Regions from separate parts of the Homo sapiens genome. Here region 1 is linked to region 2. A link is a loop called in an ENCODE intact Hi-C map of the cell type or tissue named here. Cell type or tissue: PC-3. All regions are shown on one strand. Each heading gives the region's core, and the rest is flanking DNA. Links, peaks and the distances in the headings are about the cores only. Region 1 overlaps PGM1 (phosphoglucomutase 1). Region 2 overlaps LOC105378771 (a long non-coding RNA gene).

The links. A loop is a pair of places that touch in the nucleus more often than their neighbours do. Peaks named below come from ENCODE experiments on the same cell type or tissue, not always from the same donor. Only the 100,000 strongest peaks of a DNase experiment are listed, where the experiment ranks them.
Region 1: a loop joins it to region 2, with 12 times the contacts of the local background. A loop is called at or near these places in 21 of 110 quality-filtered maps.

The regions. Positions count from the first base shown.
Region 1 is chr1:63,607,359-63,623,137 of GRCh38, forward strand. The region is part of intron 1 of PGM1 (phosphoglucomutase 1); the gene reads left to right. Among named protein-coding and RNA genes, the nearest start is that of PGM1, 22 kb to the left of the region's middle. In PC-3, for the core only: a CTCF peak has its summit at 8,672 (motif pointing right); a DNase peak (open chromatin) is centred at 8,653.
Region 2 is chr1:63,682,799-63,698,577 of GRCh38, forward strand. All of the region lies in intron 1 of LOC105378771 (a long non-coding RNA gene), which reads left to right. Among named protein-coding and RNA genes, the nearest start is that of ROR1, 83 kb to the right of the region's middle. In PC-3, for the core only: a CTCF peak has its summit at 9,309 (motif pointing right); a DNase peak (open chromatin) is centred at 9,333; H3K27ac peaks cover 1,670 bases.

The DNA of each region.
Region 1 (15,779 bases), core at 4,694-12,693, 75 kb before region 2:
ATGTCCTCATTCGCAAGGAGCTGCCAGTTGAATGGGGAAGATTGACACATGCAAAACCAGACAGTAACCATTAGGTATTATAAAAGCTAACACAGAAGGAAAAAGAGATGGTCATGGGAGCTCAGGGCCAGCCTGGGATAGGCGAGTGTGCCTGGGATGGGTGGTGTGCCCAGCGAAGGCGTTCTGCAGAAGATAAGTGTGTCTTTCTTGGCAGACTCTCTGTCCACAGCAGACCAGGCTGTCAAAAAAAGGAGGCGACATTTCTCCAGAATAGCTTCTTCATTTTCGTGAGGGTAAGCAATCAGATTTCTTTTTTTATAAACATATTTGAACTTATATATCCAAATTAGTATCGTACCCTGCCAAATCGCCACTCTGGGAACCATGCACGCACTCCAGTGATGCGTGTAGTGCTCAAAGCATTTGAAACTCCTCTATGGGAATTATCTTTCAGCCAGTCAGTTTATGGGTCACCTAGGAAAACCAGTCACATTATTTTATAGTCATGCCTCATTTTTCACCTAAAGCGATGTAACAAGATTTGATCACCCACTTTATTCATTAGACATGGCTCCAGCCAATTTTTGTCTTTTTCCAAAGTTCAAATCTATTCTCAAAGGATGAGATTTGTCATGACTGAGGACTTTCAAAGAAAGTGCCGCAGACAGTAAAAACAGTTACCCACTAAAAGAGTTAGAGAGGTGTCAGCATTGTTTGAATAAATATGTTGTTTCCCAAGGTGATTGTTTTGAAAGAGATAATGCTAATTGAGATGAATGTACTCAACTGGCATAACTGTTTAAAGGGAGTTACTGTATTTTATACTGTTCAAGCACATTGACCTGTAGAGAGGAGCTTAAGAGACAGTTCTTGCTGAGGCAGAGTCTGGCATTCTGCTTTCTGCAGCCTACCGCAGTGGCCTGGGGATACAGTTCTCTTCCATTCTGGTAAACGTTTAAACCTGCTTTGGTGAGGCATTTAGGAGCTGTACAAAATGGGAAGGTTTGTTAAAATATAAACCGACAAAATGGCCAAATACCCGGCCCTGACCGAGGAAGAGAGTCCTGTCAGCTCTAAACCATAGAACTTGAAACCCAAATGCTAAGCCAGTGCCCACCTCGACTGTGTGAAATTGTCCCCTGACTTCAGAGGCCAGAAAATGGATCTGGGATGGTATAACTGGGTGGGGACAGGGAAAGGCCTTTTGATTTAGCAATAAAACTATTAGGTTATACCACCTCCATGGGGACTTTGAAAAATGCATTCTGTGGAACAAGATGAAGTGCTTTTTAAAGGAAGATTTTGAAATGAAGCAAAAGGGAAATCAGTGTAGAAAACTCAGATGGAATCAGGGATAAGACTGGCACCTGTCATGAAAGCCCAGCTTCCTCTCTGGGCTGGGCCACACAGTTCACTCTAACCGCTTTGTGGTCAAATCCATGAGAAAATCACTTACCCCACAGTTTGCCATAGACAGCTCCTCCATATGTAGAAGTGGTATTCGAAAGAGTAATCGTAATATCTGCCTTGAAAGATTCTTGTGAGGATGAAATAAAATTTGTGAAGCACTTGTTATAGGGCCTGACATTGTAACTGGTTAGTAAAGAGAAGATTCTGATGATTCTATGATTATTATGATTATTCCAAATACTGAGGCCATTGGAAGGCAGAGGGAGGGGATAAGAAGATGGGCCTAGGGAGGGTCTTTGTGCCTCTTACCACCCTCACTTTTTGGCTGTCCTATCCTGCCTCTGTCCACACATTATCCCTTGGACTTTTTCTGTCAGGCAGAGGTTCACAGTTGCTCTAAATCTCAGCCACAGGCCCATCAATCTGAGATCTTCACCTGTTTTGAGTCACCAGCTAGCAGTGGCTAGCTAAGGATGGATATTTCAGGATGGATCTGTGGAATGGTTACTGGGCCCAGGCCAATGTCTTGCTGCAGATGGGAAGCTGCAAGAAATGTATGCTGGCATTTCTGGAAACCTCCTGGGACATGTGAATGTGTTCATTTGACAAGCATTGCGGAACACTTTTGTATGCCAGGCACTGTGCACAGTGGTTGGGGGTACAGGATGAGTAAGACAAAGTCCTTGTGCTTAGGGTGCTCATGCTGGTGGGGGAGACAGGCACTCCATGGGTAGTTACAACAGGGTGCGAATTCTATTACAGTCAGTCCTTGACTTACCATGGAATGATGAATTACAGTTGTCCAACTTTACAGTGGTGTAAAAGTGATACACATTCAGTAGAAACCATACTTTGGATTTTGGATTTTGATCTTTTCTCAGGCTAGCAAAATGCAGGATGATACTCTAGGAGTGAGCCACACCTCCCAGTCCACCACGCGGTCCCGAGGGTAAACGACCAATAATGTACAATACAGGGTACTGTATTTAATAAATTACACGAGATCTTCCAACATTTTATTATAAATTAGGCTTTGTGTTCAATGATTTTCCCTAACTTTAGGCTAAGGTAAGTGTTGTGGGCCCATTTAAGGTAGGCTAGGCCAGGCCATGATGTTTGGTAGGTTAGGTGGATCAGATGCATTTTTGACTGATGATATTTTCAACTTACAATGGGTTCCAAATGGAAGTCAGACCACTTGGTGGCTACCTAATTTTACCACATAACCTCAGTTCATAGTAGTGGGTTGGAAGTGAAGACTTTGAGATTTTGCTTCAAATTTCAGTTTCATAATTAATTGTACAATATCATGTATACTGCTTAACTTATCTAAAACTGTTTTCTCACCAGTAAAGTGGGATTAATTCCAATATATGCTATATCAGAGAATTTTATGAGGATAGAATGAAATAATGTACATACAAAGGTTTTGTGAATTCTAAGGTGCCACTCAAATATGAATTATTTGGTTGTTTTTGAAACTGTAATGTTGCTTCAGGAAAGTCATTCCACTGGACTAATGTAAGCCTCTTGCCAAAAACAAATCTCTACACACAGTTTCGTCTAGTTCTCTCAAAGTCCAAAATTCAGATGTGCTAAAGAATAATAAAAAAAAAAGTTACAGGCGTTTTGCCATTTTGAGAATCTTAGTGGAATATCAAAATTACATCTTTTATGTTAAAATTTATGTTAAAAGTATATATAATCTTTGGTGTGAGATCTGAGTTTGATTCCTGGACATGGTAGTTATTAGCTGTTTAATCTTGGGCAAATTGCTTGAGCTGCTTCTTTACTCATTTGTGAAATTAATATGTTGGGGGTTTTGATGGGAAATACAGACACTTTAAACTTCTTGCAAAAGGTTTCCCGGCCATTACCCCCTCATTTTAACTTCTCTTCTTCCCAGATTTGCCAATGACCTGTCAAGATGCTCTACACCTATTAGCTTATAAATTTCAGAACAGAAATATCTTTCTTACAGAGAGTGTTTCATGCACAGAGCCTGGGGGGAGGGAGAACTGTTCTGTATAACTTTAGGTTTTCAGTAATATGTCGTCAGCCTGATACTTAAGTTTTCTCAAAAGAACACAGCAGCCAGCCCCAAAGTAAGCAAAATTGATCCTGAGTAGCTTAAGTACTGGTTACGGTGTTTGGTGTTTGTATGCCAGGTCTACCCCTTATGGTTTTAGGATAGTGGTTCTGGTGAATAGTTGATTAGGTCCACTTGCTCCAGAAATCTCCGTGAATAAGATTTGATGGGGTGCTTTCCATCCCTGAAACATTTACTGAATGTTTTCTTATTGCTTAATACAGTGCTGTGTATTTGGGGCATGCAGTAGTGCATAAAACGGTCTCCGCAAGTGGGCATTGCAATATAGTGTGAGAAGTGCCTCGTTAGGGTGTATTGGGGGCCCTAGGGAGGGGAACACGCAGGGGTGGTCAGAGGAAGCTTCCCAGGGGAGATGTGTTTAAGCCAAGTCCTGAAGGATGATAAAGAGGAAGCCAGGAAAAAGTGTAGACATGGGGGTATGAAGAAGACATTCTGTGTAGTGGGAGCAGCCCTTGCAAAACAAGGAGATCCTTGTAGAAAGTAAAAGCACAGCCTTAGACTGTAAAGTAGGACTCATCCTAACTCCAGCATTGCAGGAAGGGAAGAGGGAGGCCGCCGGTGACTCAGCTGCCTTAACCCCTGAGGTCACACAGGTCCTTAACCCCTGAGGCTTTCTTTTATACACAGGCCAACATAAGACCCAGTCTGGGAATTATCCTAAGGCCCAGCCTGGGAATTCTCTTATGGCCCTGAGGGAAGGGAGGATTTTGGAGACAGGATCAAAAACCTAAAAAGCTATCTGTAGGCCGGGCGCAGTGGCTCTCACCTGTAATCCCAGCACTTTGGGAGGCCAAGGCAGGCAGATCACAAGGTCAAGAGATCAAGACCATCCTGGGCAACATGGTGAAACCCTGTCTTTACTAAAAATACAAAAATTAGCTGGGTGTGGTGGCACATGCCTGTAGTCCCAGCTATTCGGGAGGCTGAGGCAGGAGAATCGCTTGAACCAGGGGAGGTGGAGGTTGCAGTGAGCCGAGATTGCACCACTGCACTCCAACCTGGCAACAGAGCGAGACTCCTTCTCAGAAAATGCTATTTGTAAGGAGGATTGGGTTGAAGTATTTGCCCAGTAACATATTAAGGCTATCAGGAGCTGGACGTGGTGGCTCACGCCTGGCCTGTAATCCTAGCACTTTGGGAAGCCAAGGTGGGTGGATCACTTTAGGTCAGAAGTTCGAGACCAGCCTGGCCAACATGGTGAAGCCCCATCTCTACTAAAAATACAAAAATTAGCCGGGCATGGTGGCGCGTGCCTGTAATCCCAGCTACTTGGGAGGCTGAGGCAGGAGAATCGTTTGAACCTGGGAGGCAGAGGTTGCAGTGAGCCGAGATCACACCATTGCACTCCAGCCTGGGGAACAAGAGCGAAACTCTGTCTCAAAAAAAAAAAGGCTCTATCAGTTTGCTCTGACTCTCTTTCTTTAACCAGCAGGTTACGTGACACGTGACACCATCTGCATGTGACCTACTGTCTTCACTGGGACAGGCCTTCTAACTTGGGTCAACTGGCCTGAACCCATACGTAGAATGATTGATATATAGTTCACTAAGTTAAATTATACATTTATAGACGCAAAAAAAATTTTGACATACAGTGTGGTTGTGTTGTATCCTACTGCTCTAATATTAGGAAAGGGGCTGGGATGCTAGGTCAGCTGGGACCCTCTTTTTCTCGCTTGCATTCATCTCTTTTTCTCTCTTACTCTCACCACTTTTCTACCTCATGTTGAGTAGCGCCATGAAGACCCCTCCTTCATCACTCTGCCTGCAGTTATCCTGGGAAGCAATTATAAGCTTTCAGCCTCAACCATGCAGACTAACTGGCTCTACTTCCTTCACTATTGCAGTTTCTAGTTCTGTTCGTAATTGTTGCACAAGACTTTGTGCTATTGCAACTACTTGGAATGCCAGTTCCAGGCAGAGTGCCCTCTGTTGTAGACACCTTGTGCTTTGGGAAGTTGTCTGTGATTAGGGGAGTAATTTTCTATTTGAGGTTGGTCTCAGGAAGGGAAACCACTCCTGACTCCTGCCTGAAAACTCGCCTCCTTGCTCAGAAACACTAATTACAGGGGTCGTTTGATGCTCTCACTTAAATATTTTAGTCACTCACACATTTATTGACTATCTGTATGTGCCCAACCCCATTCCAGGTACTGAGGTTAAAAATGAGTGAGATGCAGTCTCTCCATACCACAGAGCAAAGGAGGAAGCTTGTTTGTGTATATGGAGCATGGCCCATGCAGGGTTACTTAATGCTAGAAACCAAACACTCTGAGGCAAAGAAAAGGTGTAGGGGGTTGGGGGGCAGGGTAGAGGAATAGTCTACCCAGACTGCCTGTCACTCAGACCAGCCACTCTGCTGCAAAAGGAGTTGGCTTATCTTTTTTTTTTTTTTTTTTTTTTAAGCACTTAGCAGTTTCCTAGGGCTGCTATCTGCTGTAACAAACTGTGTGGCTTAAAACAATGGATATTTATTCTCTTGCACTTCTGGCAGCTTAGAAGTCTGAAATCGAGGTGACAGCAGGACCATGCTCCCTCTGAAGGCTCTAGGGGAGACTCTTTCCTTGCCTCTTCCTAGCTTCTGGTGGTGGCTAGCAATCCCTGGTGCAGTGTAACTTCAATCTCTACCTCTGTCTTCACGTGGCATTCTTCCCTATGTATCTCTTCTGTCTCTGTCTCCAAATTTCCCTCTCCTAAATCCTGTCATTGAATTTAGGGCCACCCTAATCCAGTATGCTCTCATTGTAACTTGATTACATCTGCAAAGACCCTATTTCCAAATAAGGTCACATCCCCAGGTTCCTGGGTTAAGACTTCAATGTATCTTTTTTTTTTTTTTTTTTTGGAGGGGGCGGGAGTAGTGCACCATTCAACCATGACATCTATACTCTGTCCACCAAATGCAGGTGGGTTTTGTACAGACACCAAAGCACATATACTTTGCACTTGGGCAGTAGCCCTTTGGGAGTCACTTGGGATCTATTTCCTCTTAATTTTCTTCAAGTTTAAACAAATTTGATCATCCAAAGGAGCCATACATAGCCCAATGATGAGAAACGTGAGCTTTGGCTTTAAAACTGGTGTTGAAGCCTGCCTTTCCAATTTATTGTGAGTCCTGGAGCAACTCGTGTAACTTCTTTAATCCTCAGTTTCCTTATCAGTAAAATGGGAATAGTGAGAATACCTACACCACTGAGTTGTTATTAAGCCTGCATGAAAACCTACATGTAATGATATTCACTGTGCTGAGCACTTTACATGATCTCATATAGTCTTTTCAACAACTCTTAATTGATTGGTATTTAGACTTCTGTTTTACAGATGCAGAAATAGAAGCTAAGTGATTCGCCCAAGATCTCCAAGATACTAAAAAGTATCAAGAGTTGGAATTTGAACCTGGATTTCCACTGTGCTCTATTCCTCAAGACCCTTTTTAATAGTTATGTAGCGCTACAGTCTAGGGGTTCCTAAACTTTTTAAGGAAAGTCCAACTTTTTATATCCCTAAAGCCTTGCTCTCACTGAAGCCTTGATTGAGGCCAAGAGAGAATGCCTTGCTGCTGCCCCCATGAGCCACTGCCCATCTAAGGAATTCCCACAGATGCCCACATTTACCCACATGCTTTAAAAGCTCTTGTTTATTGAGTCTTTGCTGTTCACCTGGCTGCATATTACATTACAAGGCAAGGTAGCATGATAGTTACATGTCTGGGCTCTGGAGACAGACTGCGTATGACCTGGTGTCTTCTTAGAGCAAGCCTTCTAACTTGGGTTGGCTGAATCAAATCTATATGTAAAATGAATGATATACAGACAGTTCACTAAATCAAAGCCCATCTCCACAATCTACCTGACCTCGGACAGATGACATAATCTCTGTATCCCCCATTTTCCTTATCCCTAGGATAAGGGCTGAGAATAATAAGCCCCTATACAGTTGTTGTGAAGATTAAATAAGTTAATGCTTGTAATGCATTTGAAACATGACCCAGCACATTGTGGCCTACTGAATTTATCTTCTACTACCTTTGAGCAGGCATCATTGTCCTTACTATTTTACAAATAAAGAAACTGAGGCCAGAAAGGCCATATACCACTAGAAGGTTCGAGCAAAGCAAGGATTCAGGCTCAGGCCTGTTTGACTCCAGAGCCCAGTGGTTACAGCAGGGACTGTACTTGATTCTTTAAATCCTCCTTCTGCTACCTGTCCCATTCCTCCAGTGCCTGGACCATTGGAGATGTTTAATCAGTATTTATCCACAGATAAACCCATTGCATCTATGCCCTCCTACCTAGGCTTACCTGCTTTCGAGATCAGGGGATGTGTTAGAAGGATGTGATCAGTCCTTATCAATACCCTTTCTGTTTTTAGTAGTTTGGATAACATTTATTGAGTGTCTACTATATGGCCAGGCATTGTGAGAAGCATTTCACACATACCTTTCCTCATTTACTTTCAGAACCTTCTAAAGGAGGCTTCACTCTCTGCATTTTATGGAAACTCTGGCTTACAAGGACCCCATCGAAAAGGATGTTCCCTCTTTGTGGCCACCTTCTTTCATGTCCTTTACAGCCGGACATCCTATTTTGGCCAGACCATATAATTGAAAATGATCTTAATAATGAGACAGACAGAAAATAACCTCACCATTTCTCTCCTCTTCTTCTTCTTCTTTTTTTTTTTTTTTTTTTTTTTTTTTTTTGAGACAGAGCCTTACTCTGTTGCCCAGGCTGGAGTGCAGTGGCGCGATCTCGACTCACTGCAATCTCCGCCTCCCGGGTTCCAGCGATTCTCCTGCCTCAGCCTCCTGAGTAGCTGGGATTATAGGCCCTGCCACCATGCCTGGCTAATTTTGTATTTTTAGTAGAGACGGGGTTTTACCATGTTGGCCAGGCGGATCACTTGAGGTCAGGAGTTCTCTCCTCTTCTTAAAAGCCCCAGAGTCCCACCATATTTTAATTATTTGATGGAGGGCCAACCACTGCCTGCCACAAAACTTAAAGGGGCACAATTTCCCTTGTGATCTTGGTGAAGGGAGCCCATAGAGTTGTGCAAGGCTGCTCTGGGCAGAGGTGAGTGAAGCACTGCCCCTTACGAGGCTGCTGGCAATCTTGCTTGTTTTTCCATTTTCCACCACAAGAGGGCAACATATGACCATGAATGATTTGAAAATAAAGCGATTCCTTAACTGGTTCTCTTTTTACCAAAGAATTTTAATAATTGTGCTCCTGGTAAGTTAGAATGGGGAAAGTTCTTCTGTTAGCGCCAAGTGAATATTCTTAAGGGATTGAAATTCAAATTGTCTTGAGAATTCTCCAAAAAGGAAATAAAAGACATAGAAAAATGTTATATGAACCACATAAATGGCTGTTTTTATAGGTCAAAATGTTTGAATATGGGTCATTTCTGATAAAACAGGAGACTCCTTCACACGTGCCTTACTTATGAAAAGGGGTTCCTAAGCCTTGCACATCTTCAAATTGAGGAGATTGTTTTCAGACGTAACCACATGGGTTCAGAATGGCAATTATGCAGATGGAGAATGCCTTCCATGGCTTCTTGTCTGCCCTGTGAGTGCTCATAGCTCTCTTGTAGGCTCCCAGATGAGTACTTTTTACTCCATTTTAAAATGATTTGTTGGCTTATCTATCTCTCCTTCTGCACCAAAAGTTTCTTGGCAACTTGAGTCTTCCTGAGGTGTACAGTGCCTGGTGAAATGAATACAACACATCGGTCTATATAGGACATATTGGGTAGATGGATGGGTGAACAGATGGACAGCCAACTGACGCGTGCTAAAGGTTGTACACTCTCTGAGGCAGAGGCAGCTGTTATGTTTGTTTTTATTTTCAAAATCTACTTCAGGAGTCTCTGTGAACATGGGATTCTGTAGAGCTCTAAGCCATCTGGCCCTTGTAATTCTTCTGACCTTGTACCTTCTTCCAATTTTAATGTAATTTCTCCTTTTCTTTAGAGAACATTTCCTAACTCTACTAAAATGCACATAGCCAATGGCCCGTCCCAATTGTTGGGTATGAAACACGCCTGCTTGTTTTCAGATTCAGAGCAGTGCTAAAGGCTAATACTTACGCAGGGCTTGCAAAGCACTAGAACCAGCTGGTGCTAAGCTCTTTACATTTGTAAACTCCTGTCTCTTAATACAACAAATCTATGCAGTAGCTACCACTTTCAATCCCTGTTTCAAAGGTGAGAAAATAGAGGCACAAAGAGCCTACATCCCTTGCCCACGGTCCCCTAGTCAGAAAATGGTACTCGGCCTGTCTCCTTGCTGTGGACTGAGGGAGCTCAAAGGAGAAGGGGAGGAAGTGTTCTCTCTTCCTTTTCTTGCCTGTACTGGACAGCAGGTGAGGCCTGGCTCACAGCTGGCAAACAGGACCCAGGTACTACGGAGCCCTGGTCAGCCCTGTAAAGAGATGTAAGCAGCTATAAGTAGCAGAAGCCCAATTAGGGTTCAGTGAGCCCCTATGAGGCCTGACACACAAGGACTGCACACAGAGAGAGGGGCGTCTCCTGCAGCCACAGGCAGTGGTGGGGCAGATGGACTTCAAGACCCTGAGACACATTTTGGGAGGCCAGGCGGGCAGATCGCTTGAGATGAGGAGTTCGAGACCAGCCTGTCCAACACAGTGAAACCCTGTCTCTATTAAAATTACCAAAATTAGCAGGGCATGGTGGCACACACCTGTAATCCCAGCTCAGGTGGGATTGAGGCTGAGGCACGAGAACTCAGGAGGCTGAGGCACGAGAATTGCTTGAACCTGGAAGGCAGAGGTTGCAGAGATTGCACAACTGCACTCCAGCCTGGGAGACAGAGTGACTCTGCCTCCCCACAAAAAAAAAAAAAAAAAAAAAAAAAAAAAGACCCTGAAACAAGAGGAACCCAGGCAGCGTCTCCTGGTTGTCTCAGCACATCTGTTTCATTTTCCTCTCTCTCTGCTGACCCATTTGTCAATGGAAATTAGGTTTCTCAGTGTGTGTGGTTTTTTTTTTACAAACTCATTTAATCAAGCACCTATGAATATTTCAAATTTTTAAGTCAAATATTTGTTTTCTTTTAAAATTCCTTGTCTAATAAGGAAAACTTTTCAAGTATTCAAGTTGTTCTCATGTAATCAAATAATAACAGCAGATCCTTGTACAGGGCATACTATAGCCACCCTGGTTTCAGAACTATCTGTAAATTGCTTCATTCAAACTTGACTACAACAAGTAAAGTAGAGCTGCTATCATTATCTCCATCTTGACAGATGAGGAAATGGAAGCACAAAGAGGTTAAGTAACTTGTCCAAGATCATATTACTAGTAACTGGTAGAATAAGGGTTCAGACCCTGTCACTTTGGCTTTAGAGGCCATTCCCTCAAGTACTATAGTATACTGTCTGCATGTGATGACTTAAACTTATAAATATAATACAGTCCAAGTTTTCTGGAATGTTCCACTAATGTTTATAATTTTGATAAAATTCTTCTCATAAAATTCTTCTCATACCTCCTTAAACTTAAAATCCTGTCTAAATAAGTAACACAACCTGCACTTAATTATAAACTGGAACCACAAGGCTAATCTTTAGATAAACTAATATCCCACATTTCTTAAATGTATTTCAAATGCCAAATATACCTAGTTTTCCCCCCCTTACTCCAAAAATATTAATACTATGTTCATTTTATTATTTGTATCCTATGTGATATATTTCATCATCTGTACACTTAATTTTAAGAGAGTATGTTTTAAAATGCCTACTTAAAAAACCATTCTCTCACCTCAAGTGATGAGGGGTTACCTTTCCAGTTGAATTGGGGTGACACCAGCTGGGTGAGGTGTGGCTCGGCCAAGGGTCTGGATGTGGAGGCACCGAGTCCAGAATACCAGCGCCAAAAGGGATTCTCCAGTGGCTTGTGTTCCCAGCCCCTGTTCCCGATTCTCAGGTCTGATGAATCTGCAAGCCCTACCTACGTGAGAAGATTCATCTAACCTATTTTCTGCTTGATACTATTTCGAATTCTTTTCTGATTCTTCCCGTACATCAGATCCACAACTCTTAGAGATGTATGAATGATCCCGAGTTGGATCCTGCATAGCTGTCACGGACTCTCACATATTGTCAGGCTGTCAGCAGCAGTTCTGTGGATATTCTCATGCCTCAACTGTTCTTGCCCCACAGCTCATAAGTTTACCTGTCTTTCTGGTTCAAGGGCTAACCTAATCTGGCTAGTACACTTTTGAGTCCCAATTCTAGATTCCAAGGAGAGAAAACATGAGTGGTCCAGCTTTAGTCAGGGGTCTACCCCATTTGCTCATGGCCTGGAGTCAGGGTCCTGGAGTAGACACCTGGCCTCAGGCCTTCACTCTCATGGAATAGTTGGGGGACAGTTCTCAGAGAAGAGAGGAGATGAGTAGAAAGCACAGTATGGAAAAAGGGTCAGAGGAAAGAGGTTGTTCAAGGAGTATCTTCACAGTAGGAGAGGAAAAAAACAAAAGCAGTGCTCAAACTGGGCCAAGAACTCAGAGTTGAAGTTGTGTGTAGAAAGCTGGCAGAGGAACAGTGCTGGACAAGATCACATTGACTGGGACCCTCAAAGCCACCCCAGCTAAGGATGGGACCCTTTTTGCAAGCCTTGGTTAATCTTTTTCCACTCTTATTTCTCCAAGCCATTCAAGGCATCACTGCCAGCCAGTCAACTTTCCAAAAACATATTGGTTTATATTCTTTTTGCTTACAAATTTCCATAGTTCCCCAGCACTTTCAAAATAAAGTTTAGCACGGTTCACAAGGCTCCATAGACTTGCCCCAACTATTTCTCCAGTCTCATCCCTGTCACTGCAACCTCTTCAGAGCCGCAGCTCTGTAAACACACCTTCAGGATAGCACCAAGGCCATCCCGCTATGATGGCTCCTTTCTGATGTGAACTTTTTTGAGAACAGAGGCCCATCCACCTTTGTTTCTATCTCCAACCCCACTCAGAATGTGAGAAAAAAAATTGTATCTTTACATCATTTTCCAGTTCATAAAGGCTTTCCTAGACATTAACTGAGGCAATCTTCGCAAAAACCTTGGGAGAGAGGTATTATTTCATGAAGAAATTGAGGCTCAGAAGGACAAGGGGGCTGACAATGACCGATAATCTACCTTATACCAGGCACAGTACTGGGTGTTTTCACATGTGACCTGTTTTCAGTTTTCTGAACAAACTTCAGAGCTATCCCCATTTTATAGGCTCAGATGAGTTAAGTAACTTGCTCTAGATTGTACCTCTCATACATTTTACAGTGAAAGATTTGAGCCCTAGTTGTATCTGGCTGCTGAACCTGTGCCCTTCCCGTTAGAATGTAGTGCCTTGCCTGGGGCTGAGCATTTACTACCTGCTTAGTTACTGGTGGCTGGAGAAATGAATAACCGTTTTCCACTCTTGGGGACAAACACTTCAAGCCCTCTGGAACAGGCACCTGCAGCCATCACAAGCATAGGGCCTTGGGCTGGAGTGTCTGATTAACCCTGCTGCTTTAAGCCAAATTTCTGCCTTTCTTTCTAGTGCTTATGCCTGGAAATAGGGTTATCAGGCTCATCCCTTATGCCCACTCCTGGGACATTAGCTAAGAAAGAATTCTTGGTGTGAAGAGGTGAACCCATTCAGGCCAGCCCTCACATGGGGCCTGGGACACCATTATTAACTGTCCATTAAATATTTTTTAAAGAAACATAGAAAAGAAAGAGTGAATAAAGGATTGGTAAGTCTACGGTTTCTGCTATGCTCTACTGGGAAGGTATCACTGCTGATGCAAATGGAAGCTGGAGTCTTTGCAAGGCTGGGAGCGAAGGGGTTCATAACTCTGCCATTGTGAAATTGATTGGACCCAAGACCAGTATGAAAGTTCCTTGTCTGAAGGGAGTAATCCTTAAATCCCCCATATGGTTTAAATGTAATTTGTGTCATTGTGAAGGAGTACTGGCAATGCAGGCGAATTCATTAGGCCAAATTGGGTTCGCTATGCTCGACAGTAACGTTTCTGAAGATGAAGTTCAACCTTTGCTGGAGAGCTAAAACAAATGAGTTTCTTAATAGCTGCCCCACTTAGTCTGAGTGTCTTAGGAAGCTTAATGTTTTTAATGTCTCTTCTTTTTTACTATACTTCACAGTCCATCTAACATTGCTGCTTCTGGTAATATTTTTATATGGGGTTGAGTTCTATAGTGTTCATAAAATTATGATCAGGCCCATTTTTAGAATAGAAGCTTTTCTAGGGCAAGGATTATGTTCTTTTGGTATAGTTTTGCATATTGACAAACACCATGCCTGGCATGTGTCGTTGCTTAAAATGTTGCTCTCGTAATTCTGCCCTCAGAAAGAACTTCACCGAGAGACTGGGAGGCTGCCAGCAGAGACTATGCTGGAGTGTGGTGTATTATGTGGGCAGAGAGGCTTTGGTATGGGATGTGGGAATATCCTTGTGCCCAAGTACCCCCAAATTTACCCTGGGATTTCAAGATCTCATTAAGAAAACTACCAATTATGTGGTTGGCTGCTCTGTTATTCCAATGAAAAGATTATTGGAATGATATTTTATAAATCTGGATCTATTATCGGATATGTCAAGACACACATGCCAGCCTAATTCACAAGCCCATATAAAACCAGGGAAAACTTGGCACAGAACTTACAAAATAGGAATTTAAAAAATCATTTATAGTACGTTGAAAAACAGTGGTTATGTAAACTGTTAATAAAGCATGCTTGCTTTTTCAATTAATTTCTAAAGAATTTGACTTTTAAAAACAAATTAAGAGCCCAAAATAAGCTATAAAAAGTAGTCGTCTTTTGGCTGACTGGTTTTCAACATAATAGATGTGTTTTGTGAATTGTGTTAATGTTATGTCTCGAGGTATTTCCTGCACATGGGCCAGGCCCATTTGTCATTTGAAGGGGCTCCCTTGCCAGTGGCCTACTTTCTGCTTGTGAGCCTGTTATTCCTGCTGGTCTTGTGCAGAGCAGCCCCGGAACACAGCGGCATTCTTGACAGAGGGCAGTTGGCAGCTACCAGTGCCTGTCTACTTTCGGATGCTACTTGACAAGTTAGTATAAAAAGACTCAGATTTTGTTGCTCAAGGGATGATTCACTTTTCCCTTCAAAACCTTAATTCCTCAGTGCATGTTTGGTCTGTTGTCCAGGCTGGAATACAATGGCACGATCTTAGCTCACTGCAATCTCAGCCTCCCAGGTTCAAGCAATTCTCCTGCCTCAGCCTCCCAAGTAGCTGTGACTACGGGTGCACGCCACCATGCCTGGCTAATTTTTGTATTTTTAGCAGAGACAGGGTTTCACCATGTTGAACAGACTGGTCTCGAACTCCTGACCTCAGGTGATCTGCCCACTTTGGCCTCCCAAAGTGCTGGGATTACAGGTGTGAGCCACCATGCCTGGCTGAGAACACACATGTATGTATTTAAATAGATCATTAATAAAATCTCAGGGATCAAATGGAATTAGATATGAAATTTATTTAGGTAAAATATTTTTAAACATCCTAGTTTCTTCAAATACAAAGGACTTAAACTGCTTCCCTAAAAACATTTTATTAAAAGTCAAGTATGCTTAAAACTGAGAAAATGTTAAAAACGAATCTCATGTTCATATTATTTTTCTAAATAAAAACTCGATCCAACCCTGTGTACTCAGAAAAACATATGTATATTTTTTCCGTGTTTTGCTTACATTTTTAAGGACTTGGTGCATCCTCACGCCTGTTTTTTTGTATATTCAAAGGAATGACCAAGCTGTTGGTTATTCAGGGCAACTTTGGAGGTATCTGTTCTTCTAGAACTGAACACTGTTTTCTTAAATCTTTGGTGGCCAATGAATAAATCTGTTAGATAATTTTTTTCCTGATAGATTGCATGTGTGAAGTAAAAATAATTTCTTAGGTTTCAAAATGACAGTGATGTAAGAAAACCAGGGGTAAATTAAGCTCCCTCACTTCCATTTTAAGATTGACCTTTAACTTGCTAGGTGGCATGGGGCAACTTTAGCTGCAGATGGCCTTCTCAGAGATGAATGCCCAGAGAGGCTCTGGTTTAAGGGATGGCAGGAGCAGTGAGAGCCACACCAGGGTGTCTTGTTCACAAATCTGCTTCGTGGGACTGCATTTGCCCTCTTTGCCTGGGCTCTGAGAGTGGAGCCTGTCAGCCACCTGGTGTTTACAGCTGAAGTTGGCTGCATGCAGCACTCCTTGGAGCTAT
Region 2 (15,779 bases), core at 4,493-12,492:
TCGTCCCCTGCCCCCTGTCAATATTCTCATGATGGCCCCATGTCCTTCAGATCGCTGCAAATGCCACCTCCTCAAAGAAGTTTTCCCTGACCAGCCATCCTGAAGCAGCTGCTTCCTCAGTTACATGCCGACAGTGCAATTGTCAGCATGAGTGGTATCTACTACTAGCAAACAAGTTGTCTGTGTTTTTGTGTGTTCATTTCTTTATTTATTTTCTCCGCCTCACAAGAGTATACAGTTCAAGAGAGATATAAGGTCTGCCTTGTTCACCATTCTCTATTCAGTTTCTAAAACAATACCGGAGCCATGGTGAGTGCCTGACAGGCATTTGTTGAATGACTGCCGTGTGGCTTTGAGATGTATATTCATGGCTCTTTGGACTATGCAGGTGGATCAGCCTGGTTTAAAAATAGAGGATTAGACAGACATTGACTCCTGGTACATGGTTGATATTTGCAGCAAGCATTCCTGAGGGCCCATGCCACAGCCCCGAAGCCCACCTCTGATTTCAGCTACAGCTGTAGTAGGCGGTTCTATGCTTCCTGCTCCCTAAGCTTTTTTTTTTTTTCTTTTTCTTTCTTTTCTTGACAGAGTCTCACTCTGGAGTCTCACTCTGTTGCCCAGGCTGGAGTGCAGTGGTGTGATCTCGGCTCACTGCAACCTCCTTCTCCTGGGTTCAAGCGATTCTCCTGCCTCAGCCTCCCAAGTAGCTGGGATTACAGGTGCATGCCACCACGCCTGGCTAATTTTTATAATTTTAGTAGAGATAGGGTTTCGCCATGGCCAAGCTGGTCTCGAACTCCTGACCTCAAGTGATCCTCCCGCCTTGGCCTCCCAAAGTGTTGGAATTACAGGTGTGAGCCACCACGCCTGGCTCCTAAACCTTTCTTGGGGATTTTGAAGAGGCAAGGCAAGGAAAAGCAAAAAGAAAAAGGCACAGTCCAGAAGAGCTAGAGAGTTCATGCCCCTAGGATAATCTTCAACAAATGAGAGGTGGGAGTTTATGGATAAAAAGCCTCCAGTCTTACAGAGGAACTACCCAAGGTGTATGCTACACAATTTCTCATGGGGGCTCCCGCAGAAGTGAACCGTAGTTGCTCATAGTAGTAACTAGCTCATACTCTCCTGTTGGCTGTTCCTCCTTCTCTGTCTTCCTCTCCCTGCCCCCTCCTTTCTGTTTTCTGGCTCACCTCCCAAGTAAACTACCTGCATCCAAATCTTTGTCCTGGGCTCTGCTTTCAGGGGATAAGATAATGCTTAATAGTTTTTGGATGCGTGAATGATTCAATTGTGGTAGACAGTTTCAAAGCAATTTAAGAAGTGTTCTTTGCCATATACTTGGAAAATATTATTAAAAGCTATTCTCAACTGCTTGTATAGTCTATAGATTAATATGTTTTTGTTATGCTGTTCCTTTTTTAAAATAGATTTTTATTTGTATGGATAATATCGATTTACAAAAGGATAATTTAGGTTTACATGCTTAAAGTTTCCAAGGTACCTTCTTTCCCATGGAATTCATTTGCCTGTTAGGCTCTAATTATTCCAGTCTGTATGACCTTGACCGAAACACTTCACTTCTCATTCTCCCTGCATATAAAATGAGTGAGCTAGATAGATACTTTCTGCAGTATATTTAGGTGCTGAGGTTCCGTAGGTCTATATGCAAGATCAGATTGTGTTTATTGAAGGCAAAACAGTCCTATTTCGAGGCAGGGGCTGCTTCTTAGGACCAGAGGTGGATGTATCATGAGGCTAGTGAAGCCTAAGCTTCAGGATCCTGCCTTTGCTCTGACCCCATGCAAGGCCCCACTGGGAAGCACCCTAGCAATGTGCTCATGTGGTTATATGCTTTGGTAAAATGTGCAATCATAATATTGTTTCTTGTTTTCCTCAGTGAAGGTCTCCCTTTTTTATTTTTGGAAATGGAGATTCGCTCTTGTTACCCAGGCTGGAGTGCAATGGCGCAATCTCAGCTCACTGCAACCTCTGCCTCCCGGGTTCAAGTGATTCTCCTGCCTCAGTCTCCCAAGTAGCTGGGATAACAGGCATGCGCCACCACGCCTGGCTAATTTTTGTATTTTTAGTAGAGACAGGATTTCTCCATGTTGGTCAGGGTGGTCTTGAACTCCTGACCTCAGGTGATCTGCCCGCCTTGGCCTCCCAAAGTGTTGGGATTACAGGTGTGAGCCACTGTGCCCAGCCAGGTCTCCGTCTCCCACTTCTTTCTTTTCTTCTTTTTTTTTTTTTTTTGAGACAGACTCTTGCTCTGTTGCCCAGGCTGGAGTGCAGTGGCATGATCTCGGCTCACTGCAACTTCTGCGTCTCAGGTCCAGGCAATTCTCCTGCCTCAGCCTCCCAAGTAGCTGGGACTACAGACGCCTGCCACCACGCCTGGCTAATTTTTGTATTTTTAGTAGAGACAGGGTTTCACCATATTGGCCAGGCTGGTCTTGAACTCCTGACCTTGTGATCCACCCACCTCAGCCTCCCAAAGTGCTGGGATTACAGGTGTCAGCCACCACGCCTGGCCAGATCTCCCATCTCTTATAAGCTCTGCAAGCCTGGATCTGCCCTATGGCCTCTTCCTGTGCCCTGGTTAAAGTCTGTCATGACTTCTTCTTGCTGTGGCCACAGTCTAGCTGCAATGACTGCAGCCTGAGGGGTCCACATGGAGAGATGCAATCCACTCTTATTTGCTGTGTAAGTAAACAATGGGTGCATTTAGATTTCAACATGACTCTATCTTCAAAGTCCCTGAATTGAAGTCCTTGCACTGCTGAACTATCTTTTGGATTTTAGAATCGGGGTGGTTCCGAGTCTTAATTAGCACACTTTAGTCTAGACTACTTCTGTCTCCCTGAAAATGGTTTTAACAAATGATAGGTCATGCTTGTTAGGTAGGCTCTTGGCCACAAAAAGGCCTCGAATTAATCTGCTCCACAGTATTTATTTATATGTAAAGTTTACCTATCATTATTGAGTGTTAGGCACTGTGTTAAGAGCTTTACAAGCATTGGTTCTCCTCCGAAGAATGTTGTGAAGCATTATCCCCAATATATCGATGAAGAAACCTAGGCCCAGAGAGGTTAAGAAAATTCCCCAAAATCTCACAGCTCCAAAATGGGAAAGTAAAAAAAAAAATTTTTTTTTAAATTTTAGACAGATCTCGCTCTGTCGCCCCAACTGGAGTGCAGTGGTGCGATCTCGGCTCACTGCAACCTCTGCCTCCCAGGTTCAAGCGATTCTCCTGCCTCAGCCAGGCCCAAAGTACAAATTTAAAACAAAGTTTCAAAATCCTCCTGGCAAAATATCCATAGACTCTTGGAGATGACACATTTGAGGGACAACATTGGTTTTCAAGTTAAGATTTTGATATACTTTTTAAAAATCACTACTTTTTCTTTCTTTCTTTCTTTCTTTCTTTCTTTCTTTCTTTCTTTCTTTCTTTCTTTCTTTCTTTCTTTCTTTCTTTCTTTCCTTCTTTCTTTCTTTATTTTTTGAGACAGAGTCTTGCTCTGTCACCCAGACTGGAGTGCAGTGGCATGATCTTGGCTCACTGAAACCTCTGCCTCCTGGGTTCAAGCAATTCTCCTGTCTCAGCCTCTCGAGTAGCTGGGACTGCAGGTGCACACCACCACACCCGGTTAATTTTGTATTTTTAGTAGAGATGGGGTTTCGCCATGTTGCCCAGGCTGGTCTTGAACTCCTGACCTCAGGTGATCCACCCACCTCGGCCTCCCAAAGTGCTGGGAATACAGGTGTGAGCCACCGTGCCCAGCCAAAAATCACTACTATTTTTGTACTTATGTTTTATAAGTGACCATTATGCCATATATATGTATCATTCATTCCTTCATTTATACATCCATCCCTCCATCCATTCACCTACTCCTTCATCCATCCATCCATCCATCCATTCATCTATTTGTCCATCTGTCCATCCAACCATCCATCCATCCAACCATCCACCCACTCACCCATGCACTGGTCCACTCATCATATTATACACACATCTATCTATCCGCTTACCCACCCACCCTCCATCCATCCATCCCCCATCCATTCATCCATTCACCATCCATCCTTCCATCCATTCATCCATCCATCCATCCCTTCTTCCATCCACTTCTTCATCCATCTATCCACCCATCCACCCATCTGTCCATCCATCCATCCTACAATCTTCCCTGCACCAGGTCCTATTCTAGGTGCCAGACATCACACATCCATTTCCATGACACATTGCCTTTCATATTATTTCTCACACTCAGAACAGCATCCCTCCTCCTCTGTCTGTCCAAATATTACCAGCTCTCACGTGCCATTCAGATTCCTCATCCGCACTGAAATTTTCTCTCCCTACATTAAATCAAATAATTTCAGTCCAAATCTGGATTTGATGTAATATTAGGACCACAAGGCTGGCTGTGGTGGCTCACATCTGTGTGAGGCACTTTGGGAGGCTGAGGTGGGAGGGAGGAATCCTTGAGCTCAGGAATTTGAGACTCACCTGAGCAATATAGTGAGACCCTGTCTTTACAAAAAAAAAAAAAAAAAAATCAGCTGGGTGTGGTGGCATGTGCCTGTGGTCCTAGCTACTGGGGAGGCTAAGGTGGGAGGATCGCTTGAGCCCAGGAGGTCAAGGCTGCAGTGAGAAAAAAAAAATCCACAAGAATTAGAATTTGACAGATTTGGCTTAAAATCCCAGCTCTGCCCCTTCAATGGCTGTGTAACCAAATTGTTTTATTCTGTCTCTAGTTTCCTCATTTGTTAAATGGAAATAATAATAATAATTAGAATAGTAATTATGATAATATCTGTCTTAAAGGTGATTGGAAGATTCAATGAGCAGTTGAACGTTAAATACATGGCAGGAAGTAGATGTTTAATAAAAGTTATTTTTTCTGTCTCCGTGTCGCTCCTTCCATCTCCAAAAAACTGACCCAGTGGTCTGTACTGCAACTGACTCAGATTCAGGTTGTTAATTAATCATTTAATGTGTTTAAATCATTTCTCTAATAAGAAGCCTATGAATTCCTCAAATGCATAGACTACATGTTATGAATCTGAAACATCTTTCTCCCTGCATGGGGATCCATATGGCGCTAGGGATATAGGAGATGCCCTCTAAGTAGTTGTCAGTTCAAATTGGATTCAGCGTTTCACTCACTTCCTTCAGCTGCCATGAGAAAAAGGAGTGAGGAAGCTCTGCAGGAAGTTCTGGAGGCCCCGAACCGTCCAGGGGTCCCGCATGCCTGCTTGCTCCTAGTCCCCAGCAAGGCTGCTCATGTCTTGGGGATTTCTCTATCAAGACTCTTATTCTCCCACCCAGGGTCTGGGGAAGGGTTGAGGGTCAGGTGGGGACGCAGGCGGTTGCAGAAGTCATGTCCTAAGTCTGAGTCATGTGCAAGGCTCAGCTTGGCATCTGGCTGTGGAGCCCCAAAGCTCTTGTCTATCAGGGTCTCTTAATGCTGAAGGGAAGGCAGCCCAGATAGCACCAAGAGGGCAGGTGAAGGTGAATACAGGGACAGCCAGGCAGTGGCCAGCCAGGATGCTGAGTTACACAGGGGACCGAGACATCATGGGATTAAATTGGCAAGATGTAAACTGGTTCTGCTCCCACCGAGGGAGATGGCGACCGTCAGTGGGAATGGAATGAAGCACACACTTGCTGGCCCAGGCTAATCTCTGCTGAGTTTTTGTGAAACTCAAAAATTCTTATGTGTGGGACTCATGCATAATCTGCTGAAGTTCTAAAAACCACAGGATGAATGCATAGTTCGTGCTATTTGCCGGGAACTTTCTAATTTTCAAAACCTTTTAAAGTGCCTTTTTAAGAAGTCCACTTTAGGAAGTCAGCAAGGAAAACCCAAGAGGGAACCAGAACTCTAGAAAGGGTGGAAATATTGTCAAATTTTCCTGAACATAGATTCTGCTTTGGCCAGTAAACAAGAAGTAGTAATTGGGTCATTTCTGTAAACAGTATTTATTCATAGGAAATCAGCATTTACTTATGACATTTGTTCATAGGAAATCCCCAGCCCCACTTAATAGCTGTTAAGTAAATAATTCAAAAATAATATCTGATAGCACAGCAAATGATTGGAGCCAGGGTGTGCCTCTGAGGGCAGGGATGTAGCTCATCTTGAGGGGGGCTTCCTCACAGACAGGCTCCAAGACTAAGATTCTAGTGCAAATGGTTTATTTAGGAAGTGGTCTCAGGCAACTCTTGTAGGGGAGTAGGGAGGCGAGGCAGGGTAGGGAAGGAGACCAGTGAAGAATGAATTTTTTAAATCACCTTACCATCTGGGAAGCTGGAGCTTAACTCCACTGGGGACACACTGGGAGCTAATGTCAAATACCTGCCTTAGAGTTTACCTGCCTGAGGAGTGGGGGAGCTAGAGCTGCCCTGGGGGTGTTAATTCTAAGACTTGTCTATTCTGTCTTGTACATGGGTATGGCAGGTTTCCTCCATTTAAAAAAAGAAAGGCCTTAAAGCAAAGACATATGGGTGCTGAGAGTCTGTTGGGCCAGTTAACCGCAAAATGAGAAGACCTGAGGGGGCATAGCAGCTCTGCCACCCTGCGGTATCACCAGCCCCTAGCACAGTGCCTGGCCACAACAGGCAGCCTGTATTTTTCCACTAAATGAATGAATCCACAACAGCACCCATTTTAGAATGGCCACAGTGAAGGCTGGAGAGGTAACCCAACACACAATAGCAGGGCACCCATGTGCAGGCATTTCTCCACATCCCAGGCTTTCCGATTTTACCTTTGTGCCAGGCACTGTGATAAGCACTTTCTATGGAAAGTTTGATTGAATCCTAAAAACAAGTAGTAGGTTAGAATAGGTCAAACTGGTTTAATACTTACAATTTCATATGCTTCTACCGTATACATGAATTAGGTCTTATTATTTTTTACATTGTACAGATGAAAACTCTGAGACATGAGAGAGTAAGCAACGTAATTATGGTCTCACAGACGGTGTTTCTCAAACTGTAATGTGCACTGGGGACCTTGTGTAAGTGCAGATTCCGATTCAGTAAGTCTGGGGACCATTTGAGATTCAGCATTTCTCCAAGTTCACAGGTGGTTCCTGCTGGATGGACCACATGCTTTGAGTAGGTGATTTGAGTTTATCTGACTCAACTCTAGAGCTGAGATGGGGATCAGGTAAGGAGACTACCAAACAAGCATCCTGTAATATGTTAATGTTTTTCATAAAGGAACTTTTCTTTGATCCAACTTTAGTGCCTACTATACATTGAGCATATGATAGGCACACATTTGCCAACCAGAAGACTCCAGGATCTTTCTCTTTCATCTCCCTCCCTCCCTTCCTTCCTTTCTTCCTTCCTTTTTTCATTCTTTTTCTCTTTCTCTTTTTTTTTGACTTCTCTTTTCCTTTGCTCATTATAAATTCATTAAATTTTTTTCAGATGCAAGTAATGCAAGTAGCAGAAACTGATTTTGGTTTAGTTGAGTCAAAAGGGTAATTAATTGGAAAATCTTCCAATGTGGGCTCACAAAATTTCCAGAAAGTCTGGAAGACCATGTTTGGAACAGAGGCTAGAGCCAAGGTGTATTAGTCAGGGTTCCGTAGAGGGACAGAACTAATAGGATAGATGTATATATAAAGGAGAGTTTATTAAGGAGTATTGACTCACACAATCACAAGGTGAGGTCTCACAATAGACCATCTGCAGGCAGAGGAGCAAGGACACCAGTCTGAGTCCCAAAGGTGAAGAACTTGGAGTCCAATGTTTGAGGGCAGGAAGCATTCAGTGCAGGAGAAGGATGTAGGCCAGAAGACTAAACCAGTCTACTCTTTCCATGTTCTTTTGCCTGCTTTTATTCTGGCTGCGCTGGCAGCTGATTAGATTTTGCCACCCAGATTAAGGTGGGTCTGACCTTCCCAGTCCACTGACTCAAATGTTAATCTCCTTTGGCAACACCGTCACAGACACACCTAGGAACAGTACTCGGCATCCTTCAATCCAATCAAGTTGACACTCAATATTAACCATTACAATATTACAATATTAACCATTACACAAGACAACTCCAGAGGGCCAAGACGCTTGGAGATGCTGGAGCCCCAACTTTCACTGCCTGGAAGGTGCTATGTCTGGGGCATGGCCTCCTGATGGAAGCATGGACTCTCCAGCCAAGCTTATCCCTGGGTCTGTGCCCTTCACCCCCACAACTGCTACTATAAAATAACTGTAATGACCTTTCAAGTTTCACCATCCCCTCATGAGTCAAAGAGTATTCAACTGGCTGATGTTGGCTTACATGCCAGGTTCGTGGCTGCCAGGAGACCAGGAGAAGGAGGCAGGGCACTGTCCCTTCAAGCTACCCACAACAGGTGTTCCCCTAATGGAAAGGAAGATTGATGCTAGACAGTACAACCTGCAAATGTCCATCACAGCTATGCTGACTAGTTTCTTTGATTCTGCCTTCTAGAAAAAAAAAAAAAAAAACTCAGCTGCCCTGCAATTACCAAGAACCTCAAAGAAAAAAGTGAAAAGCACAGCCTGAGAGTCTGAGAGCCTAATGACCTTGATTTAAACAATGTCAGGCATTTAATTCTGCTCAGCTACAGGAAAAAGAGGAAAAGGGAAAAAATAGTTTTTACCCTGATTTTAGAATCTGCTGATGAAAATTTTGAAGCACTTCTTGATGACGAAACCAAATGTGGCTTTCTGCAGCTTGCCACCAGCTGAGAGACATATAGAAAATCTCCCTCTCTTAGCCAGGCGCGGTGGTTCATGCCTGTAATCCTAGCAGTTTGTCTGGGAGGCCAAGGCGGATGGATTGCTTGAGCTCAGGAGTTTGAGACCAGCTTGGGCAACATAGTGAGACCTCGTCTCAAACAAAAAAAAAAATTAAAAGAAAATCTCCCTCTGGAGCTCCCTTCCTTTCATGCTTTAATTAATTTCCACATACATGTATTCAATGAACATTTATTGTGTAACTACTCTGTCTCCAGACCTGTGCTAGGTGCAGAGGAAACAATGATGAAAAATAGAGTTCCTTAGGAGAAGCTCTGATGGAGTGAAATTGTAGGATATGAATATGATACAATGAAAGTAAGAGTTGCTGTAAAATTAGTCCTGGAGGGCCCTGAGAATTGGGGAAAGATTTTTATTTAGGTGAGTAAATCGAGCCTGCCACCGGCTGGTAGATTTACTGTTGAAAACAAAATGTTCTTAGCTACAAAAGCAGCTGAATATTTTAAAGGCAAAAAGCTTCCACGCCCTAGCCTTATAGAACAAGTCACCTTCCATTTGTCACCAGTAGAAGGCGACAACACGATGGATTAAAGCTGGTCCTTAGCGAAGGAAACCAACAGGCAACATCTGACTTCTGATGTAAGAGCTGGAAAAATAGTCTGGCAGTAAAATCTTTTCTTTCTTGCTTGCTTGCTTTTTTTTTTTTTCCTTGTACAAAGCTATTTCAAAACTTTACAATCTGTTCTCAGGGAGTAGGCCCTTATGTTATTGAGGAAGGAAATTCACATAAAGAAATCAGGTCCAGTGTAAAATCAATGGGACTTAAGCTACAATAAAAGTCTAGGGGACCAAAAACCTAACAAAAATATTCCTCACTGTTAAGATATAATGTGTCTCTATGCACCAATTGATTAACAGTATTTATAGAGCAACTACTTGGTGGCATTCTAGGGACTCAGGGGTGTTTAAAAAAGGTAATCCTTCAAGAGAGATATGAATTTCAATTTTTTTTTTCTTTTAAGCACATGACATTTTTATTTTGGGCTGTACTTTATAAGGTATGAAAAGTAAATGGGATTTGCAATCACCATTTCTGCAATGTACCTTTGGGCTGCTGGTTTATACAAACACCTCCATACTAAAAAAAAAAATGCAAAATTAATTCTGTAGTTGAGTCATCTTATTAATCAACCAATTAATCAATACTGCATAAGCACTCATGTGTTGGGATACCGAGGTTTCAAAGGCACGTTTTCTGTTCAGAAGGAAATTGTGATCCAGCTAGAGAAGAAAAACATAGGAACAAACATGCTATTTAATAACAAGTAAAGGGCCTGGCGCGGTGGCTCACACCTGTAATCCCAGCACTTTGGGAAGCCAAGGTTGGTGGATCACTTGAGGTCAGGAGTTCAAGACCAGCCTGGCCAATATGGTGATGGACTGAGACTGACTCAAAAAAAAAAAAAAAAAAAAGAGATAAATAATATGAGGATTGCCACTTAAAAGGCACTCCAACATATTGCAAACTCTGTGAGACCAGAGACCATGTTGACTTGTTCATCAAACACCTTTTCAAAGAGCTGGCATTTAGCATAAGTTCTAAGCATATTTACAGAGTCAATGAATCAACACACAAATGAATAAATACCATCTAAAGGGTAAAGAATAATTCATTAATGAAATAATATGAGGGCCAGGCATGGTGACTTACACCTGTAGTCCCAGCACTTTGGGAGGCCGAGGCAGGTGGATCGCTTGAGGTCTGAAGTTCGAGACCAGCCTCGCCAACATGGCAAAGCCCCATCTCTACTAAAAATACAAAAATTAGCCAGGCATGGTGGTGGGTGCCTGTCAATCCCAGCTACTCGGGAGGCTGAGGCAGGAGAATTGCTTGAACCTGGGAGGCAGAGGTTGCAGTGAGCAGAGATCCTGCTACTGCACTCCAGCCTGAGTGACACAGCGAGACTCTGCCTCAAAAACAAAAAACAAAAAACCACCAAGAAAAAGAACCAAGTGAGTGGTGGTTTGGATGGACAGTTGGGTGATGGAAGGCTGTCTAGAGCAGGGGGTGAAGCATGGGCTTTCAGATCAGGGGGTACCACCTGTGCTTGGGGATGACCCTGGGCAAGTCATCATCCTCACTGGGAAGCCAGTGGGGCTGGGTTTGATCCTGGATGCATGACCTAATCTCTGTGAGAATCTGAATAAGTTCACCATTCTGAGACTCAGGTTTCTTGTCAGTTCAGTGAAAATGATAGTAACAGTACCAACTTAATGGGGTTGTTGTGAGGATAATCTAGATAATCCATGGAAAGAATTTAACCCACTGTGTAGTACACGACTAGCTCTTATATTGATGGGGATTTCATTCCCTTTTCTGTAAACTGGGGATAACAATAGCCCACATTTAATAGGCCTCTTGTAAAGATTAAGTAATAAATGTAAACACATTTTACATTTATTACATATAAATAATGCATGAATGTAAATTGCCAAGCACAGTTCTTAGCATACAATAAGTATTCAAGAACTGCTGCTAGTGAAAGTAAAGACCGCTTATGCCAGGGTAGTCAGGGGAGGCTTCTTGGAGGAAAAGAGGCTTGAAGGATGAATCATCTTTGGAAAGAATACAGATGCAGGCATTCTAGCAGGGGCCCAGGCATATAAGCAAGTTATGGAGATAGAAATATGAAAGATGTGTGTTCGAGAAAAAACAGAATCCCTAAAGCAAGCACCTCATCAAATCAGAAACTTAGAAAGGCCATTAGACTTATGGATGGTCACACTTGCAGCAGCCAAAATTGAGACTGGGTCATGAGATGAATCACTTCAACAAGCCACTTCCCTCTCTGGGCCTCAGCTTCTGGGTTGGTAGAGTTAGACAGGAGTGGTTCCTCATCAGGGACTCTTTCAGTGCTAACATTCTGTAAATACAAGTTTGTTCCCACAGTACAGTGTGAGCACACATGTTTATGCAACCCCAGAGGACTTTAAAATTGATGTGTGAATGTCTTCAGTGCTTATACCATGGAGGCTAGGTTTCCTTCAAGCCATTCATTCATTCATCCATTTTTCTAAACATTTACTAAGCTCCTACTATGTGCAAACACTGTTATAGATGCCAGGGCTTTCTAAAACCAAGATCTGACTGCATCCCAGCCCTGCTTAGATACTTTCAATGACTTCTGGTTGACAAGTGCAAACTCCAGGCCACATAACCATGTCCTTCCCTATTGCCATGCCTTGCTTTTGTTCCTGCAGTTTCCTCTCTCTAGATTGTCCCTCCAAGTCATCTAGACTAGCCAGCATCTAACGATCCAGACTCCTTTAAAATTTTCCTTCCCTTCTGAAGCCGTCATAAAATCTGCTTGGTCCTTGTCCCTAACCCAGACTGGTGTAATGCTTTCTCTGTGCTCACACAGCACTTTGTATCACCTCTGGTTACTGTGCTTGGCACTTTTTCAGTTCATTGTTTGTGTGGCTTTCTTTCCTGCTAGATTTTCAATACAATGAGGCAGTGACAGTGTTTTATTCATCTTTGAAACCTCAGCACCTGGCGTACTGCTTGGCACATGAGCAATAATTAAACATTTGATGAATGAGTTTGTTGAAGCTTTAGAAGTGGATGGGAATGGTGATATGAATAATATGACAATAATAGTGACTATTTTATATCACGTACTTCTTACACATCAAATTCTGAGCCAAGTGCTCTACATTCATGATCTGTTTAGTTTTAATCCTCACAACATGCTGTGAGGTAGGGGCATAGGGGATTGGTGAGACACGGTGTCTCTGGAGTTAGAGAGGCCAGGGTTTGAATTCTGGCTCCATGAGTGCCTTGTACACTCTTGTACTTTGTGCCTTGCAGTAGGGAGCTTGGTTAAGGAGATGAGTGGGGCTAAATGCTCCCTGTGCTTACCAAACCAAGTACTCTGAAATGGGGCTGCACCTGCCCAGAGGAAAGCCGGTGCCTGCCCATAGGGTGCCCTTTTTGGAAGTGGACGAGAATGGTGATTTCATATTTGAAAAAGGGCATGCTATGGGCAGGCACTGGCCTTGTCTAGCTCCAACCCATGCCAGCCATGTGGCATTGCACAACTTACTTAACCTTGCTTTTTGCCTAGCCTTTCTCATCTTTATAATGAGATTATGACACCACTAACCTCACAGAGTTTTTGTTAGGGTTAGGCAGGATAATGCATGTGGTATGCTTGGCACTTGTCTCAGATACATATTCCATAGACGCTAGTTTTTATTATCTGTAGCAATAATAGCCCTATTTGCCAAATAAGCAAATTTAGAGAGAAAAGAGTTGGCTGAGAGCAGAATATGGGGGCACTCCTCCATTTAGAGGCAGCAGAAAGAACCAGGAGAGAGAAGGGCTGAAAACATTGTGCAAGGGTGAGTTAGAGGAGAGGCTGGTCAGGTGTCAGGAACTTCTGAAAGATTAAGCTGGAAAAAGCCTGCGAACAGTCCCTTGGAGCTGACAGTTAGAGATCACTAATGATCTTTGAATGAGAAGTATCATGACAGCAGTGGGAGAGGAAGCCAGATTGCTGTGGGCTAAGGTGTCAATGAGTGGTAAGGCAGAAAGAGTAACTCTGACCTATTCATCAGAAATTAACTTGTGAAGTGCTTGTTTCTGTGCCCCCAAATTCATATGTTGACATCCCCAACCCTAAGGTGATGGTATTAGGAGGTGGGGCATTTGGGAGTGATTGGGTCATGAGGTTGGAACCCTCATGGATGAAATTAGTGCCCTCATAAAAGAAGCCTGAGGCTGGGCGTAGTAGCTTATGCCTGTAATCCCAGCTACTCGGGAGGCTGAGGCAGGCGAATCACTTGAACCTGGGGAAGCAGAGGTTGCAGTGAGCTGAGATAGCACCACTTCACTCCAGCATGGGTGAAAGAGCAAAACTCCATCTTAAAAAAAAAAAAAAAAAAAAAAAAGAAGCCTGAGACAGACCTTTTGCCCCTTCTGCCATGTGGAAGGTGCTGTCTATGAGCCGAAAATTGGGCCCCTACCAGATACTGAATCTGCCTTGATCTTGGACTTTTTCAGCCTCCAGAACTGTAAGAAATAAATTCTTGTTGTTTATAAGCTACTTGGTTATGATATTTTTTATAGAATCCCAACCAGACTAAGACACGAAGGGTCAGAGGCAAATAGGTCAGTTGCTTTAGGAGGATTCAAATTGATAAACACCTTCCACATACTTTATTTCTTTTTTTAAAATTTTATCCACATGCTTTATTTTAGGTAATAGGTATCCCCTTCAAAGGGCCAGATCAAGGGAGCTCCAGGGAGACATGGACCCCTGCCTGAACCCCATATCTATCTGTGGAATCTGGGTATCTCTCCATCTCTCCAGACTCCTGGGATGATAAGGAGGATGATTTATCTCAGCTACTCAAACACTGAATGGGACTATCTTGTATTTAAGGAGAGAAGAAAGTTGAATGTATTTTTTTTAGGCAGAGTACAGTCAACAGAATACAAAGCGATAGAAGGATGAGGTCAAGGACCCAGGTGGATGGATTCATCCTGGTGGATGGTGGGGATGGAGAATGCAAGGGAGAAGACAAATAGACAAGTCAAGGATGCAGCAGAAGGAAGATGAAGGACTCTCTGATGGTCTTTCTTGGAACAGAAAAATGTAAGGTCTGCGGAGAGTGCAGGGACCAAAAGGTGAAGGGCCGTGCATTGGTCAGGACAGGTTAAATGCTGCAACAAAAAATCCCTAAGTTTTAGTGGCTTCCCATAATGAAAATTTATTTCTTTTCATATCAAGTCCAGACAACGTAGGGTTGGCAGGAGCCTCTGCTCCATGCAGTGATAAGGATCCAGGATCCATCCATTTTATGGCTCCCTCATTTTGTGGGGCCTCAAAGTCCTTTTCTGAACCTTCTTCATCTGTTGGCAAAAGCAGGAAGAAAGAAAACATGGAGGATTGTGTAGGAGATTTTATAGGCCACTCCTGGAGGTGTTGCACATCACTTTTGCTTATGTTTTATTGGCCAAACTTCAGTCACATGACGAATCTTAACTGCAAGGGAGGCTAGGAGGCATCCTCAAACAGTGTGCACAATTCCATCTTGTCTGTGTCCTCAGTGCCCAGTGCCTTGCACAACGTCTGGGCAATAGTGGATACTCAGAAACATCACTGAATAAGTACGTAGGTGAACATGATCTCATTTGGTCCTCACTATTCTCTCTACTGGTACCCTGCTTGAGGTTCAAAGACAACATAGACCTAATGTCCTAGATATGAGCTAAAGGTTGGGCTTATGCTTAGAGCTGGTCTTCCTATGATGCTGATATACTGCAGTGATCCATTCATACTCTTTGCACTTGTATGTTTGCTAGCTGGGGTTAGTCCTGAAGTCTGTAGTTAGTGCCTCTGGCAGAATTATACTGCCTTCCTCTCAGGGAAAGAAATATCAGAGTTTTTCTTTAAAAGCCCAGCACTATAACCAGTTTGAGTTAATGATTCTACAAGTACATTAACCAACTACAATTTCCAATCCAAATATGAGATAACCAGCCCATGATTTGGCTAACCAGATCCTCCCTGAACCATACAGCCCCTTGCTAAACTAGCAAGTCCGAAGATGAATGGACATGTTACTGACTGAGCTAACAAGTCCCCATTTAAGCTAACTAGTTCCTAGGGTCACAAGGTACCACTGATTCGACTGTGTCCTACAGATAAAGTTTAAAACCCAGGACTAGGGTTAATCTTCTCCAACACCTTTATAATGACCCTTTTTATGGATAACATACACTCTAGAAGGGGAAGGAAAGCTGGTGATGTGAGTCATAACTTTCCTAAAGGTCAAATAAAGGGCTCTTTATCAGGCTGGCGAAGCTCGCCTGCAAGTGCAGCATGATGCGAAACCGCGTCGGGCAGGGAATGCCAAGGATATTTTTATAAACAACTCCAGAGCCATCAACAATGTGCGGCTGGTGCAGAGATTCCCATATTTGTAGATGATATTTCATGAGCCAGGGTGCCTCTGAATGAGAGTGAGT